Regions from separate parts of the Homo sapiens genome. Here region 2 is linked to region 1. Evidence: chromatin loops called from intact Hi-C (ENCODE). Cell type or tissue: Caco-2. All regions are shown on one strand. Links, peaks and the distances in the headings refer to the core of each region. The heading gives the core; the rest is flanking DNA. Region 1 overlaps LYPD6B (LY6/PLAUR domain containing 6B). Region 2 overlaps LYPD6 (LY6/PLAUR domain containing 6).

The links. Hi-C counts contacts between places; a loop is a spot of excess contacts. Peaks named below come from ENCODE experiments on the same cell type or tissue, not always from the same donor. Only the 100,000 strongest peaks of a DNase experiment are listed, where the experiment ranks them.
Region 2: a loop joins it to region 1, with 7 times the contacts of the local background. A loop is called at or near these places in 1 of 110 quality-filtered maps.

The regions. Positions count from the first base shown.
Region 1 is chr2:149,123,713-149,126,630 of GRCh38, reverse strand. The region is part of intron 1 of LYPD6B (LY6/PLAUR domain containing 6B); the gene reads right to left. Among named protein-coding and RNA genes, the nearest start is that of LYPD6B, 86 kb to the right of the region's middle. In Caco-2, for the core only: no CTCF peak of the experiment used is centred there; a DNase peak (open chromatin) is centred at 1,380; H3K4me3 peaks cover 176 bases.
Region 2 is chr2:149,465,707-149,468,624 of GRCh38, reverse strand. The region is part of intron 3 of LYPD6 (LY6/PLAUR domain containing 6); the gene reads right to left. Among named protein-coding and RNA genes, the nearest start is that of MMADHC-DT, 120 kb to the left of the region's middle. In Caco-2, for the core only: no CTCF peak of the experiment used is centred there; DNase peaks (open chromatin) are centred at 1,774 and 2,484.

The sequences.
Region 1 (2,918 bases), core at 225-2,724:
TTCTTCTGCCTCTCCCACCCTTGAGATGCAAGACCCACCCCTCCTCTTTCTTTTCCTCCTCAGCTGACTCAATGTAAAGATGACAAGGATGAGGACCTTTATCCGTACTTTTCACTTTATCAATGGTAAATATATTTTCTCTTCCTTATGATTTTTGTAATAGCATTTTCTTTTCTCTGGCTCACCTTATTGTAAGAATACAACATATAATACATATAACATACAAAATAAGTATGCATTGACTGTTTATTGGTAAGGCTTCTGGCCAACAGTAGGCTATTAAGTAGTTAAGTTTTGGGGGAGTTAGAAATCATACATGGATTTTCAACCATGCAGAGGGGTCAGCACCCCTAAGCCCACCATTGTCCGAGAGTCAACTATATTCCACATCTAGAGACACTGAAATGATACTACAGAATACCAAAAGCAACCACAATATTATGAAGGCAGCCAGAAAAGAGGTCAGCAATTAGACTGACAGCTAATTTCTCAGCAGCCACACTGAAGTCAGAAGATAGTAGTTATCTTCTTTTCATTTTCACTTGCATTTGTTTAATTATGAAGAGTTTAAGCATCTCTTCTCAAGTTCAAGGGTCAGTTGTACTTATTTACTTATAAACTGACAGTAGTTATCTTCAAAGTGGTAGGAGAAAATAAGTCTTAACTAGAACACCCAATGAGGAAATTTTTTAAGAATGAGAAAGAAATATATTTTCTTATACACAAAAACAGAGGAGTTTACTATCAACAAAACTTCAAAAGAATATCTAAAGACCTTACTTTAGGAAGGAGGAGATAAGGAATGTCAAGGATTAGAAAAGTTGGTATATAGGTAGGTAATCTTAAATGAGTATTTTTAAAACGTCTCTGTAAAACAAAAAATATTTACACTGTGATGGTAAAAGGAGTCAGAACTAAAATATCAGGCAACAATAGCATATAATTCAAGAGAGAGTGATTGGAGTTAAGGTACTCGAAGATGCCTGAGTTCTTTGGAAATGGGGTTAGGATACCAACTTTATTCACAGTGGGAGAAAGTGGTATCATAGACCTAATCCACCAAGACCTCAAGCCAGGACTTCCTCACCACTTTCCCTCCTAACCTAATCCACTCCAGCCAAGCCTGTCCTCCACATTTGTGATGGGGGAGAGGTTGACTTGTTTCCTGACAGAATTAAATTCTCCAGAGAATTCCATGGCCCCTGGAGGCAGGGTGGCTTCCCTGGGTGGAAGAGGGGCTTAGAGCAAAGAAAAACCCTCCAGGAAGAGGAAAGAGTGTTTTGGCAGCTTAAACTTTCAGCTGTGTCTAGAGAGTAATCTACTTATCCTAACTTGCAGGCCAGGTGTGGCTTTGTTTGTGAAGGGCTTTGTCGGGGCCAGGCGTTGTTTGACTTTGGCAAACAGGGTTGGAGATTAGTGATTTGTGACGTTACAGCACTGACTGGGAGGTAAGATGTGTTTGAGTTCCTGGGTTTTACCAATCCAGAGGTTTGGGATGGCGGAAATGAGGCAACATGAAAAGTTTCTGTTTGACTGGGAGAACCCAATTTCCTCCTGGAATTTTTCTGCTAGATGCAGTCTGACCACATCGATCCACACCAACTTGCTTCTTAGAAAATAATAAATCACAGAAAGATCATCCTTCAAAGGCTTCTTTGTAACCTGGTTGCTGAGCCTGGGTCTACCTGAATGTTGGGCTGTAGGAAAATGACCTACAGAAGCTTCTTGTGGCCATTTCTTCATCACATTCCCTGATAACTTGGACAGTGGGGTTGGTACAGGGAGCGGGAGGTGGGAAAAGAGTTGGGGATGAGCAACACTGCAATTGGAACCTAACTTGTAGAATTCGGGCTCCTTTTTACGTAATCCTAAAGCAAGCAAGTAGAAAGGTCTGTTGGCCGGGGAAAAAAAATGCATAACACATTTAAGTGCCAGTTCCAAATTATTTATGAACTATCTAATATTTTCATGGGCTCTATTTCTGATGAACTCCATTAGAGGGATTAGTGAGCAGTGGCAATAACGGCTAATAGTTGCCCGGCTAATGCAACTTCAGGACTGTTAGAAGTGATGCTACTCTCGTGGGTTGCTGAGGACAACCCTAGTTGAGAATGCTGAGCTACTCCAGCATGCACACCTGTTCGTTGTATCGTGTGATGCCCACTTAACATCACGGGTTTCAGAACCCCTGCCAAAAAAACAGACCACGCACTTATCACTAAACACACCTTTACGTGGGTTTTCCACATGCACATAATTGCCCTGAGCATTGATAACAATTATCTGCTATATGCAAAGAGGAGATAATGTTCTCTGCCCAGTGGAACAACCGTCATTGATAATTACAAGGTAGTTGGTCTCGGCCCCAGAAAGGACTATATATTGGCATCCCCCAAGAAGTGTTGTATTTATAAGCCATATTCTTGGAGGGGTTAGTGCAGTGAGGAATTAAAAGGACAAGACATTCTTTAATATTTTCAACAAAGGGAATTAGTACTTCAGAAAATGAGTGAGTAAATATCTATGAGAGTTCAGTATGCTGTTTGGTTACAGTAAAAATAGGAAGAATGGCCCTTGGATTCCACAGGAGTGGGTCCTTAACTAGAAAAGCATACAGCAAAGGAGCCCGGGGGGCCTTCCTGGATAACATCAGGTGAGTATTACATTTCCTAAATATGTGCTGCTAAATCATCCAAAACTTCACGAATTCTTGCGGTGAAGAACTGTGGTCTTTTACAGCATTTTTAAATTATTATTTATGTATGTATTTAGAGACGAAGTCTCTCTCTGTCGGCCAGGCTGGAGTGCAGTGGCGCAATCTCAGCTCACTGCAACCTCTGCCTCCTGGGTTCAAGCGATTCTCCTGCCTCAGCCTCCCGAGTGAGTAGCTGGGGGTGCGTGCCACCATGCCCGGTTAA
Region 2 (2,918 bases), core at 275-2,774, 340 kb before region 1:
TTTGAGATGGGAAATGTTGACCAAACCTGCCTAAAAGGAAAATAACAGGAGTGTCAGCATTATCATTCCAGAAAAGAGCTAATAGCACATAAGATGTGCACTGCTTTGAGTTTATGTCCAACCCCAAAGACCTCTTTGGAGAGCTCCACTTTGCCATGGTAGGAGGACAACCTTCAAAGAATATTGATTTCTCTGCCCAGCATTATTCCCATAAACCAAGACACAATGGTTTCTCCTTGCCTTTCAACAAATTTTGCCACTGGACTGATTTTTATTTTTAGGGGATGAGTGGTTTTGCGGGGATGATTTAAGAGGTATAAGTCATAGCAATTTTAAGGAAGATGAAAGGACAAAGAGGTTCAAAGAACTCAGGGTTAAAATGAGTTAGGCAGGTAACAGTAGTCCTCAAGGAGATAAAACACTACAGCAGTGGCTGGTGTGTGTGTGTGTGTGTGTGTGTGTGTGTGTGTGTGTGTGTGTGTGTGTGTGTGTTGGGGGGAAGCAGCTATTCACAAGAGCAGAACAATTTAAAACTTTGTGCCAATGAGCATAGCTGGGTCCAGGGTGCATTACAGACGAAGACTGAAACAATAATGAACATTTTTCCAAAATTGAGGAGCTTCGTTTCTCCCTAGCATGATTTCAGTGTCTTCCTAGGACAACAGATGAAGACCATGATGGGAGTTTCCAGAGGTCCCTCTATGTCTAATGAATCTGAAAGCTTGAGATCTCTTCCAAAATTCTTTGGGGGAACTTTTAATGTGTAATTTAAAAACTAAAGAAAAATGGCTTTGTCAATGTAATTCTTTATGGCCTCCAGGCAATGTTCAGCTCTCTAAGTCTGGGATTTAGGAGAATGTTCTTGCTCTACTTTCACATTAAAAAAGAAAATGAATAATTCTTAAGAAATGTCACCGAGCTGTTTTTCATCCACATCTTGGATCCAACTTTGCATGCTTTATACATTTCAGATATTTAGTGGCTAATATGGAATTATGACCTTCTATGAGATTATTTATTAGGCAATACAAATTCCTCCCCTCTCCCCCACCAGATTCTGTCATGATTTTGGCAGCTTTTAACTGAAGAACTAATGTCCAAAGAAGAAAGCGTAAGAAAATTTTAGGTCTTGAGAATGAGCTAATACAGACCCTTCAACACATCCTGGAAGTCATCAAAACTCAGGGGTTTTAACAGTCTTCCTAGAGACCCTCACCTGACAGGAATCCCAAATGGTCTCCAATTAAGTCGTACTAAGAGCTGCCACTTTCCCAGTGGTGATGCTATTGGCAGGTGTGCCTGGGCAGAGTCTGTGGCAACACCCTCCCCTAAATGCTGTCCCACACTGCATCCCGGCTGGAATTGTTAGTTGGATTGGGCTGAAGCTTGCTCCAAGGTTGCCCAGGGTCCTATGGAGCTCTTTGGGAGTAGGGTAAGGTCATCTGGGGAGCTCACAATAAGAATAGTTGAAAGTTTTCTACCTGGCAATAATTATCCCAAAGCCCTAAACTATCTTAACATTGGAGTGATTGCTTTTCTGTTGAAGAAGAGGCAGCAGCTCTCCTCTTTTTTAAGCCTTAACAGGTTTTGACAAATGGAGGCCAGTGGCCTGGGAGATTTACCACATCTTCTAAGAGGACTGGTTTACTTCTTTGGTATCAGACTCGATGGACGTTTATGGTCACAATAGGTTCATCTTTCCCACCCCCACCCCAACTTCAAATGTTCTAGAAAGCAATAAAATCAGGAATGTTCTTATCTCCTGTCTCCTCTTCATGCAGACAGCTAAGAGCAGCTGCCAGAGGTTTTACTGCTCCAAATGTAAATCCGAGCAGATAAGATCATAGGCTTATGGAATGAGTAAATCACTACATAGCTGCAGTTTTGGAAATCAGCCTTTTCCCCCAAGTAGTGAATTATCCTGTTTTAAGTAAGCCTTAAAATAACAATTGGTGAACTTGATATGACTACTTCTTTGTTCATACTTTTCTATCTTTAACAAAATATCTTATACATAATGGAGAGCGTATTCCATTGAATGACAGTAGACGCAACAACTGATAAAAATAATTTTTCAGGAACACATGCAAAACCTTAGTACCTAATAAGCTGATTTTTTGCCATTCTGGGGGTAGAAGGGAGATCAGTGCAGTAAGAATTTTTTCTTGTACTTCACCCAGTCCAATCCATGAAACAAAAATATATGGAGAACACTGCCATCACTTCCAGCAGTACAGACCTCAGTGCTGAAGCATCAATCCTTCAAAAGCATTTATTCCACTTCTTATCTTACAAAAACCCTAGGTGAGTTATGAAATGTTAATGTGGAAAAAGGTTCTGTGGTTTAAGAAGTTTTGAAAATGCTCAAATAAACTCGAACAGGTTTCTTCAGTGCACAACTTATGAGAACCTTCTATATGTGTTGTGATCTCATGATCTCCAAAGGTTTATCGGGGTGAGCAGGCAGAATTTCCCAAGTAGAACTAGGTGGGCCACATTTGGCTTATCACTGGACTGGAGTAGTGATAAAAACCTAGTTTCAGCCACAGAGCATTGTTCTCTATGCATTTTGAAAACTCCTTGGGTTAGTAATGAGGTAATATGAGAATCAAGCCTGCTGATAACTTCACACTAAAAGGATTTCAAAGGCTTTTATCTAAAAGATAAAAGATGAATTTGAATTTCCACCAGGTTAGTTTCTGTCTCTAAAATCTCATATTCTGCAACTACATGGTATTCCCAGAGGTTGTGAAACAAAAGTCTTTTACTATTAGATTAACAGGCATTCAACTAAAATCAGAAATGGGAAAGAGAACTTCATCAACAATTGGAAAATATAATTTTTATGAAATTCACACCCATGTGCACGCATGCACACAGAGTTCATAATCTCGTTCTGAAAGTTAAAAGTAACCCAA